Linked DNA regions of Homo sapiens: all the other regions are linked to region 2. The links are chromatin loops, found by intact Hi-C in ENCODE. Cell type or tissue: endothelial cell of umbilical vein. All regions are shown on one strand. Region 1 has its middle 180 kb from the start of CYRIA. Region 2 has its middle 46 kb from the start of DDX1. Region 3 has its middle 160 kb from the start of CYRIA.

Region 1 (8,000 bases), 850 kb before region 2:
TGTGTGTTCATAAGTTCTTATCATTTAGCTCCCACTTATGGGTGAGAACATGTGGTATTTGGTTTTCTGTCCCTGTATTAGTTTCCTAAGGATAATGGCCCCCAGCTCCATGCATGTTCCCACAAAAGACATGAACTTGTTTTTTATGCCTGCATAGTATTCCATGGTGTACATGTACCACATTTTCTTTATTCAATCTGTCATTGATGGGCATTTGGGTTGACTCCATGTCTTTGTTACTGTGAATGGTGCTGCAATGAACACTCATGCCCATGTGTCTTTATGATAGAATAATTTATATTTCTCTGGGTATATACCCAGTAATGGGATTGCAGGGTTGAATCATATTTCTAATCTTTGAGGAACTGCCATACTGCTTTCTACATGGTTAAACTAATTTACACTCCCACCAACAGTGTGTAAGTGTTCCCTTTACTCTGCAACCTCACCAGAATCTGTTATTTTTTGATTTTTTAAAAATAGTCATTCTGACTGGTGTGAGATGGTATCTCACTGTGGTTTTGATTTGCATTTCTCTAATGATCAGTGATATCGAGGTTTTTATCATATGCTTGTTGGCCACATGTATGTCTTCTTTTGAGAAGTGTCTGTTCATGTCCTTTGCCCACTCTGATGGGGTTGTTTTTCTCTTGTAAATTTGTTTAAGTTTGTTATGGATGCTGGATATTAGACCTTTGTCAGGTGCATAGTTTGCAAATATTTTCTCCCATTCTGTAGGTTGTCTATTTGCTCTGTTAATGGTTTCTTTCATTGTGCAGAAGCTGTTAAGTTTAATTAGACCCCACTGCCAATTTTTGCCTTTGTTGTGATTGCTTTTGGTGTCTTTGTCATGAAATCTTTGCCCATTCCTATGTCCAGGATGATATTGTCAACAGGAAGTTGTTTTCCAGGATTTTCATAGTTTTTATAACCTGTATTTTAAAATGTTCCTTCCTCATAATAAAATGATTAGAGGCTGCTATGGACTGAATTATGTCCCCTCAAAATTCTTATGTTAAAAGCCTAGGCCCCAAAGTCACTATGTCTGGAGATAGGGTCTTTAGGAGGTAATTAAGGTTAACTAGGTCCTGAGGACGGGGCTCTGGAGTTACAGGAAGGTATCTTTCTCTTCCTCTTTCTCTCTCCCTCTCTGCTTCTCCCCCACCCCTCTCATGTGAGTACACATTGAGAAGGCAGCCCTCTGTAAGCCAGGAAAGGAAGAGGTCTTCACCAGGAACCAAATTGCCCGGCACCTTGGACTTTCCTCCACACTTTGAGAAATAAATTTATGTTGTTTAAGGCACCCAGCCTGTAGTATTTTGCTATGGCAGCCTAAGCAGACTAAGACAGAGAACTATGAAAAAATATCAAAGATTTTATATAATCTCTTCAAAAGTTTACAATATTTAAAAAAATGATTGGGTGTTTCTGGTTCATAATGGATACCTGAACATGCATATTGACCTTCAATTTCTTCCCAATCTCTGTTGGAATACAGAAAAATAAACACCAGGGCATAAAATAATAATGTCAAAAAACAAAGTAGGCACACCAAAATACTGGGAAATTTAACTAACTTTTGAAAGTTGAAAAACAGATTAATTCAAGTAAGTGGCTAATCCATATTGAAGAAAGTAGATAACAAAAACAGAGAGGAGAAGGATGTGTGGGAGGCAGGGGCTGCTTTAATTAACAGATCCCTAAACAGGTTCAAAATTTGAAGTTGGTGGGTAAGAAAAGCCAAGAATGAAGGAGTCTTATCTACATTATTTAATCAAAAGGCTCTTTGTGGACCATCTGAACTACTCAACCTATACAGAGAAACCTGTGTGACTTGCCTCTGGGCAGAGAGCACTCCCTACCACATGCTATAGAAATGGAACAGGTGCCGTGAGTAGCCTTGAGGGCCAAGTGTTAGAGATGTCCTCAGAGTAAAACTCTTATTTGACAGGCTGGTGGGAGGTGGAAAGGTGCAGGCAGGGCAGTCTTCTCCCGAAGTTCAATCTGATACTTGCCAGTCAACATGCACACACATACACTCACACATAGTTCACAATCAGTTGCCCCCTTCAGGAGAAAGGCTTGCTGGGCAAACAAACCTGCAGAACATTGAAGGAAACCCATGGCAGCCATCTGTATTAATCAAGGAATTCTTCATTCATAAATATGAATGGGCACCTAAGATTTGCTCCACACCTGGACGGTGGTGGTAAGCAAGATAAGAAATGAAAATTACTCATCTCTTGAAGAGGAAATAAAGTTAATTCAGAGAGCAAACGAGAATGTAAAAGTATAATTATTGTTAGATAAATTTTAAATAACATTAAAATTTTTGCCAAAATGAGAATCACTAAAAAAGAACACTTGGAGAATAAGAAAAAATGTATTTGAAATTTATTTTAAAATCATGATTGGCCAAAAAATATAAAAAATATGAAAGATAAAAATCAGGAATTTCTCACAAAAAGTAGAACAAGCATCAAAAATAGGTAAATGAAAGAGAAAAATTAAAAGATAAGACCAATTCAGGGTATCCACAATACGGCTAATAGATGTTTCAGAAAAGAAGAACAGAAAATAAAAAAGAGAAATTTATCAAATAAATAATAGAACAAATATTTTCGGCGTCAAAGACCAGCAATTTCTGTCGCCCAGGCTGGAGTGCAGTGGCGTGATCTCCCCTCACTGCAAGCTCCGCCTTCTGGGTTCACGCCATTCTCCTGCCTCAGCCTCCCGAGTAGTTGGGACTACAGGCGCCCGCCACCACGCCCGGCTATTTTTTTTTTTTTGTATTTTTAGTAGAGACGGGGTTTCACCATGTTCGCCAGGATGGTCTCAATCTCCTGACCTCGCGAACCTTCCGCCTCGGCCTCCCAAAGTGCCGGGATTACAGGCATGAGACACTGCGCCTGTCCTAAGACTAGCTATCTTTAGGTTGCAAGGACCACTGAAGCTCAAGCAGAATGAATGGAACATGATCCACATTCTCATGTACACATCCTAGTGAAAGTTCAGCATGTTAAGAACAAAAAGGACGAGCTTAGATGCTGAGAAAGAGAGAGAGAGAGAGAGAATTAAACAAAAAGAAAAAATTAAGCCAAAAAGTGATCAGTTTCACAACCGACTTCTCATCAACAACATGAGAAACGAGAGAAATCCTAAAACATTGTGGAATAAAGACATTTTCATTTACATAAGAACTCAGAAAGTTACTTTTTATCCACTCTTTCTGGTGATAAAATACTTGAGGGTATTGCAGCAAGATCATAAACACATACACACTGAAAAGAAAGACATGAGATTCAAGAAAGAAGTCCAGGATTAATTTTTATTTAATCTCAATCAGACAACAATGTAGTAGTTGGGAAAGCAATCAGTCCAAATAGGACCACTAGATAATTAATATGATTAATTTAAAATATAGATATTATTATAGATATTGTAAATAAGGGATATGTTTCTTTGATAATCAGGAAAAAGGCAACTAGAAACACTAAGATCAATATAAAACTATATTGTAAATTTAAGAGTCAAACATAAAGCAAACTAAAATGTGTGATGCTTCAAAGTATTAAAGCAAAGAAAAAAATCACTCTGAATATATTGCTTGGATCATTCTCTTTTAACATTAAAGTATTAGTGACAAATAATTCTATTTTCTTTCCATCTTGGTCCAGATAGCATACTTGGTCTAGCACTTACTAATATTGATATGTTCAAATATTTTAAAAATTGTTTATTAGTTTCCATGTACAGATCAACCTATAGACAAAAAAAAAATCATTATAGTAGGTGATAAAATGTAATTACATTGTGAACCTGGACAAGGTAAAAGTAATTGTAGAGCTGCCATATTTGACTGTGGAAAGTGTTACATGAACAAAAGACGGTGGGTGATAATTTTCTCATTCTATCACATGAGAGAAGAAATTACCACAATTTGATAGAATAAAAAATAAAAGTTGAAGTATATTATTTAAAGTAACTAAGTGAATAAATAAATGAATAAAACCACAATAATAATATTTAGAATTATGGAGCTAACGATGAGAATAACAGAAATCAGAAAAGGTTAAAAATGATTACCACTGGGGAAGGGCATTAGGAAGTGAATGACCTTTTTTTTTGTTAACTCTTTGCATCTTTTTGAAATTTTTATCATGTGCATGAGTTAGTTTTGAAATGATAATAATAATATTAAAATATGAAATGGCCCCGCTCAAGGAAGGAGGGACATGACATTTATTGAGCCTCTGATATGCTGGAAATACACACATCATCTTGGCTTACTCATCATGAAATGCATACAACGTGATTATTATCTTAGCCTGCTTTTTCTCGTTGATACAATTTAGATGATACACTGTTCAATAATTGATAGTGCTAAAGCCAGGGTTTGATGGCAGCCTCGCCATGTGCCCTTTCCACAGCTGTGCAAGCCTTCCTCAGTGCGGACCTCCACACCAACCAATGTGCTGAAGCTAAAGAGACTCAAGTTCTAAACCTTTCTATATGATATATGCCTTTGAGCACTTTGTGCGTCACCTCAATTTTCTTTTCTTTTTTGTGTGTGAAATGAATGAATGTGAACAGACAAATGTCTAGGACTTTGTATTTCTTAAATGTAATCTGTTATATATACACACACATGGAAAATTACATGCTTTAGAATTAGACTTACTAGTTTTGGAACTTTGGGCGGGCCACTTCACTTCTCTGAGCCTGTTTCTTCATCTACAAAGGAAAGTCAGTAATTTCACTCTAATTTCTTCATTATTATTTTCATTTTGCTTTTTTTGTGTGGCCAGTTGGGGGCATTGTCTCCCTTGGCATCGGTCAGCCAATAATTTGTAGTTGTGCAATGCCTGGCATCTGGAAGGAGGACGTAAGAGGCTGTTTGTTACCAAGCTTCTAATTCAAGAGCAGAGCATCCCCTCCTAGGTGAAAGGATTGTAATACAAACTGTTCATTTAACTTCTTAGTCAAACAGAAAGAAAGACTGTCCTTCCGAGAAAATAATGATTTCATAGTTGCATGAGGTCAAAATAAAAATAATGCAATAACTGGTCTCAAATTGACAAAGGAACCAAATTGGTGATCTTCTCTCATAGATAGAAAATCATAGACTGGGCATGGTGGCTCACACCTGTAATCCCAGCACTTTGGGAGGCCGAGGTGGGTGGATCACTTGAGGTCAGGAGTTCGAAACCAGCCTGGCCAACATGCAAAACTCCATACTAAAAATACAAAAATTAGCTGGGCGTGGTGGCGTGCATCTATAATTCCTGCTACTCAAGAAGCTAAGGCACAAGAATTGCTTGAACCCAAGAGGCAAAGTTTGCAGTGAACTGAGATTGCACTACTGCACTCCAGCCTGGGTGACAGAGTGAGACTCTGTCTCAAAAAAAAGAAGAAAGAAAGAAAAGGAAAGGAAAGGAAAAGAAGAGAAGAGAAAAGAAAAAAGAAAAGAAAAGAAAAGAAAAAAAGAAAAGAAAAAGAATCTTCAGAGATGTAATTTCAATTGTGCTAAAGGTCCCAGGACTTAAGGAGGTCTGGGCTGCCTGCTCTAGGTATGGCAACATACAGAAGTCCCTGAGAATGCAGCCTCCCTGACAATTGTATTTCCTCCTAAAATTGTCATTTGGATTTGTGTACAAATGTCTCAAGGCCTTCTTCTTTTCTCTCTTCTCTTAGGCTCAGATCTGACCCAAAAAAAGAGGGGGATTTAATTAGATTTTGTAGGTTAAAGCTCTCTACACCAAAAACTTAGATAAGAATAGCAAAAGAACAATTGGTCCCTCACTGCATTTCTCAATGAAAGTGTAGAAGAAGACATGTTGGAGGTGTTTTATAACAGCATCAAATAAGCTAATTTCACCCGGTCTCAAATTTATAGATTGCTGTCCAGACTTCCAAAGCTGTGGCTAATGAAGCCGAATGATCAAAAGGATGCTTAAATGATTAATGTGACTTTTCTCTTACACTAACATAAGTCCTCTACCTGAGATATTTGGAGTTGATGTTGTACATAACATTTGGAATAATGAACAAGCTTTGGATGTATATGGAAGTTTCTTAGTCAAACTCAGAGGCAATATATAGAAATACTTACTGAATTACATGCCTACAAGATGACAGAATTTGAAGGGACTTTGAGATCATCTGATCACATTGGCTCATTTTAAAGATGGTTAAACTAAGGTTAAAGTAAGTGACATAGTTTTCCCAGGTCCACAAATTTTGTTTGTGTTGTAAAAGGGCCCAATTAATTCACTTATTCATCTATTTATTAAAGTAAGAGATATTTATTGAGCACCTACTTAGTCCTAGTCATAATGTCAGGCCATTGCAAAGCAGATAGGGATATGAGATAGTCTTCCACCTTCCAAGAGCTTCTGGTCTGAAGGGGAGGCAGGCCTGTTTCATTTCCAGCACAACCTAATGACGTCTAATAGAGAGACGACAGCCAAGTGTTCTAGAGCACAGCAGAGAACTCTAATTCTTCTGAGGGGCTGGGAAAGTCCTCATAAAGAACATCCTATTTGAGTGTGATCATGCCAGATAAGATGGAGGGGAGAAAAGAAACATTTCAGGTGGAAGAAACAATATCATCGGTATTTTTATAGTTCAAAGCAATCATAAAGTGTCAGTCACCCAGGTGGGATCCTGGGTAGCATTCCTATCCAGGTAGGAGAAGGGGCCTAGATTCGAAAACTTCTAGATTAAAAGCACATCGTGTCTCAAAAAAAAGAAAAAAGAAAAGAAAGGAAATGTGGAGATGAAAAACTTGGGTGTGAGCCAGTGCATATTTACAGTGACTTCAGCACATGACAAGGAAATCAGAGCAGATCTTGAAGGTAACGAGAAGAGGCCATTTCAGGAGATCTAACATTTGTAGGAAATTTTTCTCCAGATATGAGCTCTGTCTGTTGCTCTCTGAATCTCTTCAATGGACCCCAAACATTCACAGCTGCAATCCCTTAAAAATGGGACTAAAGAGTAAATACCCTGGAGGGTAGGAGCCCAGGGACATATAACTTTTTATAAGAAGGTACATCCGTTAATATACAGAGCATGTCAGTACCCGCACCCAATATTTGAAAGGAGCATTTTGAAATTCTTCCTTTTTAAAAATCTCAATGGAAAACATCAAGAAAAAGGGCTCTGCATTAATGTACAAAGATCACCATCTTCTGCTTTCCTAGAATTTGAAAGAAGAGATCTTTATTGCTGTGGGGTTATAACCACAACACTAAGCATAGTTGGGAAATAGTATTGTGTAGTGTGACCTAGGAGTGGGTCATTGTTGGGAAATCATATTGTGTAGTGAGCCTAGTGGCTCTGGAACCAGGCGGCTTTGGTTTAAAACCTGCCTTGGCCATTTATTAGTTTTCTGAACATAGTCAAGCTGCCCAACCTTTCAGTGCTTCAGGTATAATAATTATATTTACCTTATAGATGTTTTGCAAGTCCTTACATATGCGCTCAGTAATATAAAGCCTGGCACATAATATTCACTCAATATTTTTTCTAACATTATTATCATTATTTTATTATTAATTTATTATTCTCTCCGAAGTGCTGCAATGACGTTTTTCTCCTCCAGTCTCAGTTATGGTTAAATTGATTGACCAGCCAGTGACCACAAGATTTTGATCTTTCATCAAGCATTCCAATATTATACACCTTGTGGAAGAATCAGACATAGTTTTTGCCTCAAGGAATTTATAATCAGATTCAGAATATTTAACGATCATCTTTCATCCTTAAGAAAGTAATATAAATATGAAAAACATGAATCTCAATGCTCTTGTTCTAGCTGAAATCTCCCATTCTCCTTCCTCTTTGCTTATCCAAATTCTAGTCATTCCTCAGTACCCAGTGCAGTAGCTGGGTGTATCAGTCAGGGTCCAATCAGTAGAGGAAAATCACACAGCAATTTAAACAGGGAATATCTAAAATAAGAACTTATCAACTACAGTGAGGGACTGTCTAGTTAG
Region 2 (8,000 bases):
GCTTGAGCTATAACACGGTTCATTTCTGGGCCAAATCTCTGAAGCTGAAGGGTTTATTTTTAAGGACAAGCAGTTTGCTGTTTTCAGCTTTTCTCATCAGAAATAGTGCAATTCAGCTTGATCTGCATTGGAAGCATAATTTATCATCTCACACAGATGGTTGCTAAGGGTGGGGAGGAGGTTTACTTTTCATTTTACTTCAGCAAATATTTCCTGAGCCCCTACGTGTGCCAGGCACAGAGCAAAGCACTGGGGATGCACACATGAGTAAGACAAGCTCCTGATCCTTGACACACTCCTAGTCCAGGTGAGAGACAAAGCTACAACCCCAGATTTGACATTAGACAGTCCTGCTTTGGAATCTTGGCTCTGCCATTTGCTATTGGAGTCACCTTGGGAAAATTACCTCACCTCTTTCTAGCTAAAGGTTTGTCAGCTTTGTTGATCTTCTCAACATACCAACCTTTGGTTCTGTTGATTTTCTCAACTGTTTTTCTATTCTCTATTGCATTAATGTTTGCTCTAATCTTTATTATTTCCTTCCTTCTGCTTGCTTTGGGTTTAGTTTGTTCTTTTTTCTTTCCCCCAGTGCTTTAAGGCGGAAGGTTAGGTTATTGATTTGGGATCTTTCTTCCTTTGTAATATAGTCATGCATAGCTATACATTTCCCTCTAAGCACTGCTTTACCTACTCCCATAAGATTTCCTATGTTGTGTTTCCCTTTTCATTTATCTCAAAGTATTTCCTAATTTCCCTTGTGATTTCTTCTTTGACTTATTGGTTGTTTAGTAGTATGCTGTTGGTTTTCACATATTTGTAAATTTCCCAAAGTCCTTTCTGTTATTGACTTCTACACATAGGGTCTATCCTGGAGAATGTTCCATGTACACTTGGGAAGGATGTGTATTCTGCTGCTCGTGGGTGGTATGTTCTACAGATGTCTTTTAGGTCTAGTGAGTCCACAGTGTTGGTCACGTCTTCTGTTTTCTTATTGATCTTCCGTTTGGTTGTTCTATCCATTATTGAAAGCAGTGTATTGAAGTCTCCAAGTATTATTGTTCAATTGTTACCTCACCTCTTTGAATCTGTTTCCTTCAAGTAAAATAAATATTCCTGACTTGCAGAGGAGATGGAGTGCAAAGCCCTGAGGCACAGCCTGCCTGCCACCTGTGGATGTTGCTGCTGTGTCTCAGAAAGAATTGACAGAGTGTAGGACAGCAGTGGTGAGGAGATTTCCTTCTAAAGTAACCAGTTGTCCTGGGTTAAGCTAGTACTGCTTCAGCCTGAAAAACACAAACCCTGTTTAAAGAGAAAGACAAGGCTTAGAACCTGTCTACTTCTGTGGCCTAATTTTCAGGATGTGCAGATCTCCTGCCCAAAAAATACAAATTAACTAGCTGACAAATCGTAACTTCTCACCCTAATTATGCTAGCTGGTGTCTAAAATTCCTTCACAAAAGTTTCTCGTGATAATTTACCTGTCCATCCATCTAAACTTCCCTCCAACTCAACAAACATTTACCAAATCACCTTTTCTCAGCCAGATCTGCCTCAGGTACTGAGGATACTGAAACCAGACCTGTCCTAAACACCCTACTCTATCCAGAAAGAGACACTGAGGGAAATTTTATTATGTATTTGTTATTTATTATTTAAGCAGTCAAATAAAATATCGGAACATAAACGCTCTAATAAAAGAAGGAACAAAAGGTTTTGAGGATACAGAAGGGGGAAGTGACCTGCCTCATAAGAGCAAGAAGGGGGTAAAGATGGCTTCCCCAAAAAATGTTAACTGAAAAGAAGCTGCCAACAGTGGCTTGAGTTCCACAACCCTCTCTGCCCCTACCGATCTCCTCAGGTGGGAGGGGGCCCCGGGGAGGAAAAGGAGGAAAACAAGAGGATGTTACACAAAGTGAGTCATCCAGCCTCAAATAACCAAGAGCTGCAAAGGCAGAAAGTTCTTGACTTGGAAGTTTGCCAACTCCAATGCTGCAAAAATAACCGTGATGAATTCACATGTTTCTGTGCAAGTGTCGGTCCACCATAACACTGAATACTCAGCCATAGCAAACTGGAGCTTTGGGCCCATATGCTCAAAATCAGGCTCAGGCTTTGGTCAAGGTTTTCTTGAAGAAGCCAAAACCTGTATTTTCCCATTGAAAACCATCCTGGTCTTCTATCCTGTCCTGGATAGGACCATGGAATAATGATTCCTGCTCAGGGTTAAAAGTCATTAGGTGTTTTTCTGTTTTGGGTCTCAGTATCCACAGAGGAACTTTCATTTCTTCCAGGTTAAGTTGATAGACCCTCCCATTTTATGAAAAGCTAATCATAATATTTGTTGTACACCCACTGTGCACACTGTAGGGAGAGAAAAAGGACATCCAGAAACCCTTCACCGAAGCAGAATTTAACCCACCTGGAAACAGAGAGTGGGAAAAAAAGTCATACAGCAGTTTTTAAAAATTAAGAGCTGCAGGCTGGACACAGTGGCTCACACCTGTAATCCCAACACTTTGAGAGGCCAAGGCAGGAGAATCGCTTGAGCTCCCAGGAGTTTGAGACCAGCCTAGACAACATAGAGAGACCCTGTCTCTACCAAAAATTTTAAAAGTTAGTCTGGGTGTGGTGGCGTGCACCTGTAGTCCTAGCTACTTGGGAGGCTGAGGTGGGAGGGTCACTTGAGCCCAGGAAGTCCAGGCTGCAATAAGCCACGATCGCACCACTGCACTCCGGTCTGAGCAACAGAGTGAGACGCCATCTCAAAAAAAAAAGAAAAAGAAAAAGAAAAACGAAAAAATTTAAAAGCTGCATCATAAAGTATAAGGACGAGACAAAGGGTGATGTACTAGAGGCCTTCCTGGAGAGAGAGCAACAGAGCAGAAATACAGGCTCTGGGGCCTGAAAAACTCAACCTAGGGCCAGGCGTGGTGGTCCACACCTGTAATCCCAATACTTTGGGAAGCTGAGGAGGATGGATCGCCTGAGGTCAGGAGTTCGAGACCAGCCTGGCCAACACAGTGAAACCCCATCTCCACTAAAAATACAAAAAAGTTAGCTGGGCATGGTGGCACATGACTGTAATCCCAGCTACTCGGGAGGCTGAGGCAGGAGAATAGCTTGAACCCGGGAAGCGGAGGTTGCAGTGAGCCAAGATCATGCCATTGCACTTTAGCCTGGGCAACAAGAGCAAAACTCTGTCTCAAAAACAAACAAACAAACAGACAACAAAAAAAACCTCAACCTGGGGTACTTAGACTTCACTATTCTGGGCCTTGGATTCCTTATCTGCAAAAAATGATAGCATTGGCTCTTACATGAGGCAAAATACAAAATAGCTGGCTCATGGCTGGTATTCAAAAGCATGATGTTCTCATGCCCCCACAAGAGAGGTGGCAGTGACTCAGGTCCCTAAGGATGGGTGGAATTTTGACAGGCAAGAGAAGGCAGGACTTTGAGCAGCCTTCTTTGAGGCAGGTCTTTAAGCAGCAGGACTGAGCAGGGAGTAGTGGACAAGTGCCTGGATTCTAATTCTGGCTCCACTGCTTCCTAGTCACATGATCTTCAGCAAATCACTAATTTCTTGGTGCATCAGTTTCCTTATCTATGAAAATGGGAACACCAGTAAAATTTGTCTTCTGGGGTTGGTGTGAGGATTGAGTTAGGATGGGTAAACACTTAGAACAGTACCTGATATAGTGAAGGGTCATAAATTTTATCCATTGTTATATATGGAGGGGAATAAGGAGTCCAGATTTGATATGATTTGAGGAGTATGGGAAATAGGACTAGGAAGGTTGGGACTAGATTTTAGAGGGCCCTAAGTGCCCAAATTAGTCTGGACTTAAACACAATCAAGGCCCATCACAGGCTCTTGAATGGGGGTTGACATGGATTAATAACAACTCTTAAATGGTAAAGGCCAAATGGGCTCCTGTCATAGGTATAAATTATACCAGAAGAGGCTGCTCTTGAACAGTGACTAAGCCTTCTCCTGCTCCCACCCAAGAAGCTATTCTTTGGAGAAAAGCAGAAGGCAGAAGGACAGATCAGGTCTGGCTGTTTTTCCACTTAGTATCTCTTAATCCAAAATCCCAAATCTCCCTGTTTGGCTAGCAGGGACATTGTGGAAGACTATCACTTGGGGTGTCCAATCATCACTTATGGTTTTCAAATAAGTAGCCATGAGCTACTATTTGAAGTCATGAGGTTCATTATTTGGTCTGTCTAAGCCCACACATCCTGCCCTCACCCCCACCCAAACCCAACCCCAAGCAGGCAAAGTCAGTTGAAGACCATTCCACAAATCTCCAACATGCTCTTGAAGGGCAACGCCGTAATGCCTAGGATCCACTGTGTAAGTGGCAGAAAGACTAGCAGGCAGCAGTGACTTGTTGACATGATACTTCACCTGATTTCATTCAATCTGGGCTTTCAGAGACAGGCAGAATCAAAGGAAATGACTGAGAAAAAGCATTCCGAGTTCTGGAGATGTTAATGAGCATAGCAATTAGCATAAAGGCAATTTTGACATGTGTGGAAGTTCTTTGTACATAGAAGTCCCCAGTGCTGAGCCCAGGAGCAAGCTGGTGTGGTGGATGTGCAAGTGCTTTGTGACAGGAGAACACACTGGAGCACAAACTGCACGGGGCCAACTCACAGAAAAATAAAACCCTCATGCTCATTTCTTGGCCTTCAGGATCCAGAAAAAAAGACCACAGCCTCTGTCAAATGTAATGGGAAATAATTCCTTTGAATCTGTGATTTGCTCAGATGAAAAAAAAAGGGAGTCGGGTAATCCTTAAGTGACCCCAAGTGGTAAAAATACACCAGCACAGTGTTCTTTGTGGGTATTCCTGTGACACTGGCGCCACCTGGTGCACTCAACTGGGAAATAATGAATCACAACCCCATGAAGGCTGGCGTTGAGGGGCCCCATGCATTTGCGTTATTTTGTAAGTAAGTATTCTCTTGGTGCTGGGTTAACAACAGTGGGAAAATGAATAATAATTTATGGGCAGAAGCACACGATAGAGTTTATTACAACCAATAGAATTAACATCAATATTTTAAGTGAACAGAATTTTATGATATGGGTATAAGCAAGCCAATGTCTCCAAATTGCTAGCCTTTAAGAGCCAAACAAAATACCTCAAGCTTTCAGCCTGTGTGTCTGTAAGTTAGCCAATTCTCTCCCCAATGCACCTAAGGATTCTTGAGAATGCTTACAAAGCCTGATTGCCACTAAGCCTGATTGTCACTCTTCTGAGCTTTAGACTACTACTCCAGAGAAGTTGCTTGTCCCCTCTTACCATTAGGGACCAATTTCCCACAGAACAGGATCCTAATCAGTTCCCACACCCTGTTCCTAGCATTACTTTGTCTAAACACAGAAGAGCTTTCTCTTTCATACGCAAGTCATACTGACAGACCTACTTGCCGACCTAGGTAGCAAACATCTGAAGGTATTAAGAGAATCACAATGTAGAAAAGGAAAATCAAAACTCATTATCAAACAACATTGCTCCAATATTCAACTGACCCTGTCCCTACCGGCCTCTCCTCTCTCTCGACTCCTGTTCTGATCAGGATTTTCTATCTCAGAGTGTCTTCCCCGAGACTCTAATCCACCACAAAAAACTGGAAACCCTTCACACCCAATTATTGCCCTGCAGAGAAACATCCTCTGGCTGCCTCTTCAAAGTCCTACTTTGGCAGCAGCAAATATTTATCCTTAAATTGGGATTCAATTCAAGGAAACACAAAACTAGCAACCAATCACAGTCTTTTCTGGTGAACAGAATGAGTTACCCAGCTGGAGAACAAGATGTGAGGTAAAGTATTGGGTTAAACCAGTGATTTTTAGAGTATAAACTGGTCCTATCTAAAGCAATGGCAATGTTTTAAATAAAAACAAAGTAGCAACGTCTAAAACAGAGAAAAGGCCAAATGGGTTTTGAAAAATTGAAGCATCCTTAAAAAGACTTGCCTCAATCCCCAAAGTGACTATTTTGAAGGGAATTAAACTCACTTGGCTACAGGTGAGTAGCCTCTGAGTAGACTACGGGTGGTGAATAATCTTATCAGTTTCTTGAAAAATTACATATGTTACAATTTCTATCAAAGTGTTTCTCTACAATAATCCCCACTACATAATATTTCAACAAGGGCTCCAGCTTGAGTCTGACTATATGTAACCTTAAGACACATTGGCTTGGATGGGTGCAAAGGACACAAGGATTTGCAATAGGACCAAGAAACATCTAGGGTCAGACTCAGTTTAAGGCAGCTGCTCCCAAGCCTGGCAGCACATTAACATCACTGAGGCCATCTAGGCCCCACTCCAGAGCAATTAAATCAGAATTTCTGGAGGTGAAGTGCAGACACCGGTATTTTCTTTTAAAGTATCCTAGGGGACCTTAATGTGCAGCTGGGGTTAAGAACCACTAAGCTAAGGAAACAGAACTCAAGGTGGACATCTTGGGTCCAAAGGCAGTGAACTAGGAGACATGATTCTAACACAGCAAGCATCTGTCTTTCAGACGTCATTTTAGATCTTAACCAAATCCTCAAGTAAAAGATTGCAGTGAGAATAAAAGCTCTAAGAGTTGTTTCTCTGTAACAGTGTGTCTTGAATTGTGGTTCAAGGTCCATCTGCATGAACACAATTATTTCAGGAATTTGTTAAAATGCAGATTCCTGGTTCCCACCTTATATCTAATGATCTCTGCATGTGATTTAGCTCTAGAAGTCAGTAACTATTGTTGGGATCAAATCCAGGCCTACCTGATGACTTGTCTTTCAAATTCCCCTCAATACTTTTGACCAGAAAGAGTGGAATCCATCAGAAAAAAGTAGACATTTAAATGAGTTTAAATGAAAGGTAATGATTTAAAGCAGTAGAATGGAAAACAACTGCAAAAATTCCCTCTCCACTCCTCCCTCCAAAGGAATCCTCTATCAATTACTTTGGAGTAGCAAAATAGTATCCCTCCCTTTCCTTCCTGTTCCACTACATTTTTTCCCTTCTGACACATATTCCTTTTTCCTCCCAAATAAGGTCACTTAGAAAAAATGCCTGGTAGGACTTTAGAAACTGTCAACATCTATAGAGAAATGATAAAATTACTGCAAGAGAACCTATCAGGGACCTCATTTTATATTTATCTATACTTTTTTGATATTTTACAAATCTCATTCAAATTGAAATAGTGTGTCGTTCCCTTTTAAGTCAGAACAAGGAGAGGAATGTGATTAAATAGCTTTACCCATTTGGAATTGGCCAGGAACCAACATTTTTTTTTTTAATCTGGGCAGTTCCCAGTCATTGCCACATGCACTTCTACCTTTAAAGACAAAAATTAGGAAATCAAAAAAAAAAAAAAAAAGCCTGCACCTTATTTAAAACAAGTCTAGGTCCCTGTTTATCTGATGATGGTGGGACCAGGAGTGGGAGCCCATGGGAGGCAAGAAGTTGCATGTAAGATGTGAGACTACCTCTACTCACCAGCACTAATTCACACACCATATGAAGAGACATCAGGAAAGCATACTTTGAGCGCAACAAACTATACTTCAGTTTGTAAAATAAATTGTACAGACTTCTTCCTATATTGTTAGTGTTAACGTCAACCAGCTCAACTCTTTCAGAAAGCAATCTGATGACTCTGAAAAATGTTCATAACATTCAGGCTCTTTAATTCAATAACTCAATTTCTAGGAATCTAGTTTAAAATAATTCAAAAGACAGAAGATGTTCACTGCAGCATTCTGTGTAACACAAAAAATGTAACTACTATAAATACAGTACACATGCCTCCTCATCTACTAGACATTTTGCTGAATGCTTAACATGATCCTGAATAATGTGAATTTTCACCATTTTCATAAAGAAATCAAAGCTTAACGGACCTTGCCTTCTGTCATATTTATAGTGTGAGTTAGAGCCAGATTCAAATCCAAGACTAATATTATAAAGTTCACATCCTTTCCAACTCCCC
Region 3 (8,000 bases), 870 kb before region 2:
GGGTCTCATCGCCTTCACTGGAGAACCTATGGCACTGGCCCAGGTCTGACAAAGGGCACCATATGGGTATACCTAACCAGATAGTGTGATGTAATGCCCACCGGAGACCACAGACTTAGCTTGGGGATCAGGGAGCAAAAACAGACCCATTGGCTCTAACACACTTTTACCAGAGTTTGGGCATTTGGGGTTGGGGGAAGAGGAGAGGGGCGATGGGGATATGGCAGGGAAAGGAGCTGTCCTTTAAGCAGTACTGGAAGTAAAAATGCCAGATCTCCCACAGGTTGCAAGTACGGCTCAAACTTGAAACAGAGAAATACCCCCACCAGAAAGAAGAATAATGGGACAAACAGATCTTAGAGCGAGGCAGAGCTGGATTGGAATCCCGGTTCTTTCACCCTATGGTGGTTGTGTGACCTTGTGCAAGGCTCTTAGCCTGGCCTCTGGCAGTTTCCCTCTCTATGGTGACAGAGTATCTGGGAAAGCAAGGTTCATTCTTTGTTTATTTGTTTTAGTGAGAGGAATGGCAGGTTTTCTCTATCTAGATGGCCCAGGGATCTTCTCTGCTAGGTTGACCAACTGGCTTCCCTTGGTTAGGTAAAATGATAGGAAAGTTGTCATCGATTGCTCTCTAAGAAGGAAGTTTGGGATTTTTTTTCTGGCCTATCAAAGCTGGCCCTTCCTGACACTTTGGTGAGAAGAGTTGATTAATTAAAAAAAGAACAAATAGTGGACACATTTTCACAAGGGCCAAGCAACCTTCTGGAAAGAAAAGTTCCTAACTCCAGTAATAGTAAACCTCAGAAGAGGAGTGAGGAGCCTTTTCCACAAAGGATTCTGATAAGACAGCCTTCTTAAAGGAAAGGCTCCTCACTCCTATTCTAAGGTTTACTGTTACTGGATCCTCTTTGAGGATATGAGACAGCCCTTACTATCAGGAGGGCAGAGGATCTTGGTGGTCCAGGCAGAAGGCCAGGTGCATTGTGAGGGAAAGGTGGGATCTTGTAGCACTTGTGGCTGAGGATGGATGGATGGCGCCCCAGCAGACTCAGCCTTGGTGGCCCAGGAGACAGCGTTTAGCTCAATGACTGAATGTATCAGTAGAAACTGCAAAAGCTGTAAGCTTGGGAGCACTGTGATCTTGCAGGGCCAGGCCAATAAGAGCACCACACAGTGGACTCGTCAGTCTCTCCAGAGCCAGTTTTCCATAGAAGTCCACTATAGTGCTGACCAGACTCCAGCTCTCTCTTTCATCTGGCATTTGGAAGCAGAACTAATAATCCCTTTGTCCTGAGCAAGACCTAAAGGTTTTTGAGAGGTTGTTGGACAACTGGAGGTGGGACAGGGGTTGATTTTGAGAAAGAAAAAACTTCCCGCTAAGTGGGCGAATGGACTTTGGATGATTAACTGGAAAAATTAGACACCTTTTCATATATTCCCAAGCAGGTGAAATAGTCCCTACCAGTCTGATGCATAATAGGATTCATTCAATCTGCCTATACAGGTGTGTTGAGACAATTTGTCAGTGTATCATCTGGGTCTGGCAGAATACCTGGCACATAGTATGTCATCAGCCAATGTTTGTGGCCTTAAGCTCCTGAAGTGACATAGATGGAAGGAAGGCTTGATGCCCCATGGAAACACTGCTGTCACTTCAAAAGCATTTCTAGGAAACTCTCTCTTTGTTGAGATAGGAGTATGTTGGGGTAGGAGTAGGGTTTGCAACACAGACAGTGGACAGAACTATCTGAGATCTCAAGAGGCTTATAGTGCCTGAGGAACACGTCTAATCCCTAGGAAGTTGTTCTAGGATGAGCAAATGGATGCGGACTCTATTAATTACTGTTGGGTTGTAAGAGATGAACTTCCTTTATTTACCTGAAGTGATGGGGATTATTCAGAGCTGATGAGAGTCACAGAAAGGTGTACCCATGACTGGCCCAGCATTTCCCAAGGAAGCCTGAGTTACACGGCTCATCAAAATCATCTGGCTTTGCAAGGCAGGGATGCAAAAATATTCCCACAGGTCTTGGCAGCCACAGGTTGACTATCAGGATATCTTTGAGAGGAAGGCACACAAGGAGGCCAGGGATGCCAGGAGCAGCCGGGCAGCCTTCAGAAGACGATGGACGCAGGGTAGCTTTGGGGAGCAGGTTATCTGTCATGCCATGTGGCAGCAGGGCTTCTTCAACAGTCTGTTTCTGTTGCTCCTTTTGCTAAAACCCAACCACTCTACCCTCTCCCCATATATCCCTTCTTTGCCCTGTACTTCTGCCTACTCATTCATGTGTTAGGCCCCTGTGATTTAGAGATAGCCTTTGAGTTTCTCAAGGTCTTCTCTTTTCCAGACCAAACCCTCCCACTTTCTTCTTCAGGGCTGCACCCTCCACTGGGGCTCAGTAAACCTTGTGCTTCAGACCATCCGGGATCTCCTGAGGGAGCCCCCCAGCCCAGGAGAGGGAGCCCTGAGCACATTTCACCCAGGACTGCAACTCTGAGAAAGTGCCCAAGTCTCTTTGTGCCTCAATTTTCTCAGCTGTAAAATGGAGATAATAACATGGGCTGCAAGCCTCAAAGCCGGGGTCTAAGGGAAATTTGCCTCTGCCTGGGGGTTCTGGAGCTCTGCGCTTGTAAGGGTGATAATTGGACAGGTTTATGGAGCTAGCTCTGTCTTCAGAGGCCCTTCCCTCTTGATTCTCACTGTGGCTCCCATCCTCTGAAACCTTTTCATGGTTGAGACCTGCCTCCCTGAGAGCCGGGAAGAAGGAAGGCCTTGGGATGATCCCTAAGGTAAAGTGAGTGACACAGCTGAGTTTCAAAGCGGTCACATGACTTGATCATACAGAAAGTAGCTAGCAGAGGACAAGGAGCAGGACAAGCTGTCCCACTGCATGTGGCATATCAGGAGAAACTGCCCTCTTCCACGCCGCACAGCCAAGGGGTTCCACGCACAGATTAGGAGCTCAAATGCACCTGGTTTTGATTCTTGGTTCTGTCCCCAGAACTATATCCCCTGGGACAAGTTACTTAACCCCTCAGAGCCTCAGTTTCCCTCCTTGCCTATTAGCGGCTGTGGAGACGATCAATCCCCTTCATTAAGGGATTACGACTGTACCAGTGAGGACACCTGATAGGAGTGGACCCGCTTGTCGCCTCCACGGTAACCCGGGAAACCGAGGCCGGAGTTTGGGAAAATTTGCCCAGGGCCAGGCGGCGACCCACGGATGCCAGCGGAGCGCCCTTCCTGCTGTCGTAGCGCCCCTAGATGGTGCTGGTGCACCGGGCAGCGCCGCCACGGGCCCCGCCCACCCATGCCCGCTCCCAGGCGGCCGCAGAAGCCGCAGACGCCGCAGCGGCGGGGCAGGGACAAAGGAAGGAGCGGCGGGGGCGAGGCTACCCTGCGGCCCGGTGGGACCCCTGCAATGCAGAGCCTAGCTGCTCAGCCGAGGGAGCGCCGAGCCGGGCGGGAGCGGGCGGGCCTGGGGCGCGGGGAGTGCGGGCCGCCCGCCACCACCAATGCAGGGAGCAGGTGGGCTGAGCGCGCCCGACTTGCAGGGCTCTGGGAGCCGGACTGTGAGCCCTCCTTCGTGCCAGGCCTCGCGGTGGGGGGATCCTGGAAAGTCCCTTCGTGTCACTTGCTAACCCAGGTTCCTCTGGCTTTCACCCTTTGCATGATTACTGACCCAGAGATTCTGTGCTGCAAGGGACAAGCCCAGCGCCTGGGGGAAGAAGCAGCTGTGGCGATCTGAGGGGTCCCTCCAGCGCCCAGAGCGTCAGTCTCCCCACCTGCAAAGTGGGCATGATGATGCCCGCCCCGCCTTGTTGACTTCCTCACTCAGCAAATCGTTCCCGCCCTCCTGCTCATGCCCAGCAGCGGCGCCAGGCTCTGGGACATCCCTGAGGAATGAGAGCAGCCTTTCCTCTGAAGGGGGCCCAGTGGACCGGCCAGACAGACAGGAGCTTCAGAGGCCCGTGCCCAGATAGAGCGGCTGGTGAGAGGAGAAACTCCAGGGAGGATAAAGAAAGCTTGGGGAAATGCCCTGAGAACCACACGGCTGCTGTGAGCATTGTTATTCCGCCAAGTGAGGGCGAGTGATTTTAAAGCCCTTTTCACCCTTGTTCTGAGACTGAGTCTACAGGGTGGGTATTCCCAGCTCTCACTCCACATTGCTCCTCTCAGGTGAAACAGGATTGGATGCCGGTTAACAGAAAGCTCTGAGCCAAACTAGATGCGAACCTTAGCTCTACCCCACTTGCTAACTGAGAGACACTGGGCAGGTTAATTCACTTCCCCAAGGCTGAATTCCCCCATCTGTAAAAATGGAGATTAAAAAAAGGTATATTGCTAGATTTCAGGGAGATTTGTAGTAATATGTATTGCTACATTATGTTTAGTTGCTAAGTAATGCAGCAGAGAGACTTGGGAATCAGGAAATATGGATCCTGTTTCCACCCCATGTGACTACCTGGTAGAAGGGTCTGGGAGAAGCCTTTTCTCCTTAGCTATTGGGTTACCCCTCCATGCAAGCTAGACGCATGAAGGGCATGAGGCCATCTGGAGGCCAGTGTCCCCTCCAGCCCACTCCCACAGCCTATGTGCTTACAGACAGGCTGGAAGACCACTTTGTTCCATCCCATAGGGGGAAATAGTGTAATGGTGAAGGACATGTACTCTGGGGCCGGAGAGCCTGCATACATTCCAGCTGCATCACGTTCTAGGTGTGACCTTGGGCAAGTTACCAGTGCCTCAGTTTGCTCATCTGTAGGATGATAACAGTAATAGTATAAAATTTGGCTCGAGTGGGCGAGGTGGTAGTTACAAGAAAATTCAAGCATGATTATCTCAACATAAAAGAAGTTTATGTCTTATTCATAAAATAGGCCAGGGTAGTTTCAGATGAGCAGAGGATTCTGTTCCCGTAATTCAGGGGACTCAGGCTGGCAGTTGTTGTCAGCTGTAACACTTGATTTCTAAAGAGGCCCTGAGGGAGAGGAGTATGGAGGGGAGCTCGTGGGAGCTTTAAGGCCTGTGACTTCAGGGAGGCACCTGTACTTTCCACTCCCATTCCATTGGCCAGCACCAAGTCTCATGACACCCTCCCTCAACCCAGGGGTAGGCTGGGATATGGAGCCTTGGCTGTGAGCCCAGGAAGAAGACATCGATGGACTACAAAAACCAGGCAGCAGCCTTTGTCACAGTGACCTATGTCAGAGGGTTATTTTGAGGATAACATTACTAGTTTAATATTTGTAAAGTACTTAGAACAGTGCCTGCCACATGTTGACACTACATAAATATTTGCTATTATTATTTTTACTGCTATTCTTGTCCCTTAAGAATTCACTGAATATATAAACTGGGAAGCCACCTAGAATTCCAGCCAGTGCTGCAGAACATTGTTTGGGCAGCCTCAGAACACCGCACACCCGCCTTGTCAATCTCAGCAAATTCAGGCCATGTGAGCTTCTTGCTAATGCATTTTGTTTCTGTACTGACAGGGAGGCCTGCTGGAAAATGTATCTTTCTGGAGGCTCTTTGTGTCATTCTGATGCTTGAGGAGAGCCTCTAGCTGTGCTGACTCTGGTCTTCACCTTTAAATGCACATACTGATCCCGGGCAATGGTTGCACACGCGCCTCCTCCGCTCTTCGGGTACCAGTTCTCAGGTGCTACCTCTCGCACAGTGCTACAGTAGCAAAAAGACAGGATCACAGAGGTTACTAAAAGAAGGACAGCTAACAGTTGGATCTGACAAACGCTGGTTATTAAAAGTTACTTAAGGTCCAGTGCGATGGCTCATGCCTATAATCCCAGCACTTTGGGAGGCCGAGGTGGGCGGATCACTTGAGATCAGGCGTTCGAGACCAGCCTGGCCAACATGGTAAAACCCCCATCTCTACGAAACATACAAAAAATTAACTGGGCATGGTGGTGGGCACCAGAAATCCCAGGTACTCAGGTGGCTGAGGCAAGAGAATCACTTGAACCCAGGAGGTGGAGGTTGCAGTGAGCTGAGGTCACTGCACTTCAGCCTAGAAGACAGAGCAAGACTCTGACTCAAAAAAACAAAACAAAACAAAAGTCACTTGACACCTTTGCCCCTCAGTTTACTTATCTGTAAAATAAAGTCAGGAAACAATAATGGCTGCAGAGGACTTTTTAAAGGTGAAAATTAATGTATATGAAGCCCCAAGCACTGTGTTAGGCATAGAGCACTCTCTTAATACTTAGTGGCAACTTTTGCGCCATCAGTCTTAAACTTTGACTCATTGTCACCTTTGCATTTCTGGAGTGATTAATGTGCACCACTTAGAAGTAAAATAGGTTGGTGTAAGTGGGCTGCCAGGATCCTAGCCTTTCAAAATGTCCACCCGCTTGTCCTAGCCTAGGGCCTCATGCCTCAGACACCCAAACTTTCAAGTGAGAAAGTCAGAGCTTGACATAGAGGGCACTTCTGTCAGCCTGCCTGTTCCTTTCTGAGCTCTACCCCATGGCTTAAGCACAATACTGCCAACTTGTGCCATGCTTCTGCCTTGCTAGGAGCCCTCAATGCCAAAGGCAGTAGTCAGTAATTTTTGTTTGGAGATAAGGAATGAAAGCTGTGTTAGGAAGTGATTTAAAAAAAAAACAGCATTGGTGAAAAGAATGAGTACTTTAAAATAACCTTATAACATTATGGAATCTTGACACGCAGTCTTTAAATCACTTAACTATAGCATCTACCCTGCGCCCAAAGCTGTCTGAGCCCAATGTCACCAACAGTGACATTATGTACATGCCTCCATGTACATAATTTATTGCTTTGGATTTCACTATTATTGCATTATAAGTCACATTTCCTATTAGGCAAATTATGACCCCAAGAGCCGGTGGTATGCTAAATATATGCCACCAGCTCTCCAGGAAAAATGTATATGCATATATTTTTATAACTTGCATATAGATAGATAGATAAATTGAATATGAATTTACTAAAGTAAAGTATGTATACAATAATTTAAAAATAATAAACTAATTTTCTTCATTCTAAATTCCATATAACCAATTTATTCTAATAGAAGTCAATTGCTTTCATTGATTTTTGCCAAACTCTTATATTTGTTGCCAATCTGTGATGGCTATTGATAATGCATGTAGTTTAGACATGAATATTAGTTGGTATTCTCATTTTAGTTAAGACGAAAGTGAAATAATGAAGATGTATGTTTGAATCTCATGTGTTCCTCAATGACATGAGCAAATCTTTTGCTGACCCAGAGAATTATTTTGGAATAGTGAAACAATATTTTCTCAAAAATGTTTTATGTTATTCACAATGTAACCAATAAAAACATAACACACTTTTAAGTTTAATTTGCCTTTATTAACATTTTATCCATCACTCTTTTACATATAAGTAACTAACAAATCAATAAATTGAGCCCTGATTTGTAAGCTTTGCTTATTTTCATGGTGTAAATACTTCCAACAATGACCATTTAAAGCTACCAAGGTAATTTCACTGAACATGAGATTACTTATATCACTGTATCTGGATGGTGAAAATACTATATCATGGTGTGCATTTATCTTTTCAATTTCATCTGCAGTTTAGATAATAGCAAACTGTGGTGCTTTTGAATTAGAAAGTGGTGATTTTGAATATTTATTACTGTTCATCTCACTATTATTGCATTATAAGTTATATAATTCAATTTTTCGTAATGGCCGTGTTTAACAACCAGCTCAGAAAATTTCTAAAAGTTTAAAAATCAACTTGGGAACTGGCTGTTAGCACACCACTGCCAAGAGTCTAATGTTATTTTCACTGGAAATTGCGTCAAAAAAGTACTATTTCTTGATATTGTTCAATAAAGTATAAGGAAAGAGAGAGACCAAGAAAGCAGGTAGGAGGAAAGGGAGTTGATGGAGATGTTCAGTTTCAACTGAGCAGACCTCATCTGTGCCAACAGAAACCACCAGTGTAGGCACTGAACTCTTTGAAAATCCTGCCTCAACAG

The links. A loop is a pair of places that touch in the nucleus more often than their neighbours do. Peaks named below come from ENCODE experiments on the same cell type or tissue, not always from the same donor. Only the 100,000 strongest peaks of a DNase experiment are listed, where the experiment ranks them.
Region 1: it touches region 2 in a loop (26-fold over the local background); 28 of 110 quality-filtered maps call a loop at or near these places.
Region 3: a loop joins it to region 2, with 27 times the contacts of the local background. A loop is called at or near these places in 72 of 110 quality-filtered maps.

What each region holds. Positions count from the first base shown.
Region 1 is chr2:16,484,734-16,492,733 of GRCh38, reverse strand. No RefSeq gene overlaps it. Among named protein-coding and RNA genes, the nearest start is that of CYRIA, 180 kb to the left of the region's middle. In endothelial cell of umbilical vein, a CTCF peak has its summit at 4,818 (motif pointing right); a DNase peak (open chromatin) is centred at 4,843.
Region 2 is chr2:15,634,334-15,642,333 of GRCh38, reverse strand. No RefSeq gene overlaps it. Among named protein-coding and RNA genes, the nearest start is that of DDX1, 46 kb to the right of the region's middle. RefSeq lists a silencer at 6,323-6,523. In endothelial cell of umbilical vein, a CTCF peak has its summit at 4,856 (motif pointing left); DNase peaks (open chromatin) are centred at 1,953, 4,843 and 7,053; H3K27ac peaks cover 2,716 bases.
Region 3 is chr2:16,503,698-16,511,697 of GRCh38, reverse strand. No RefSeq gene overlaps it. Among named protein-coding and RNA genes, the nearest start is that of CYRIA, 160 kb to the left of the region's middle. RefSeq lists a silencer at 3,163-3,457. In endothelial cell of umbilical vein, a CTCF peak has its summit at 3,262 (motif pointing right); no DNase peak of the experiment used is centred here; H3K4me3 peaks cover 491 bases; H3K27me3 peaks cover 1,915 bases.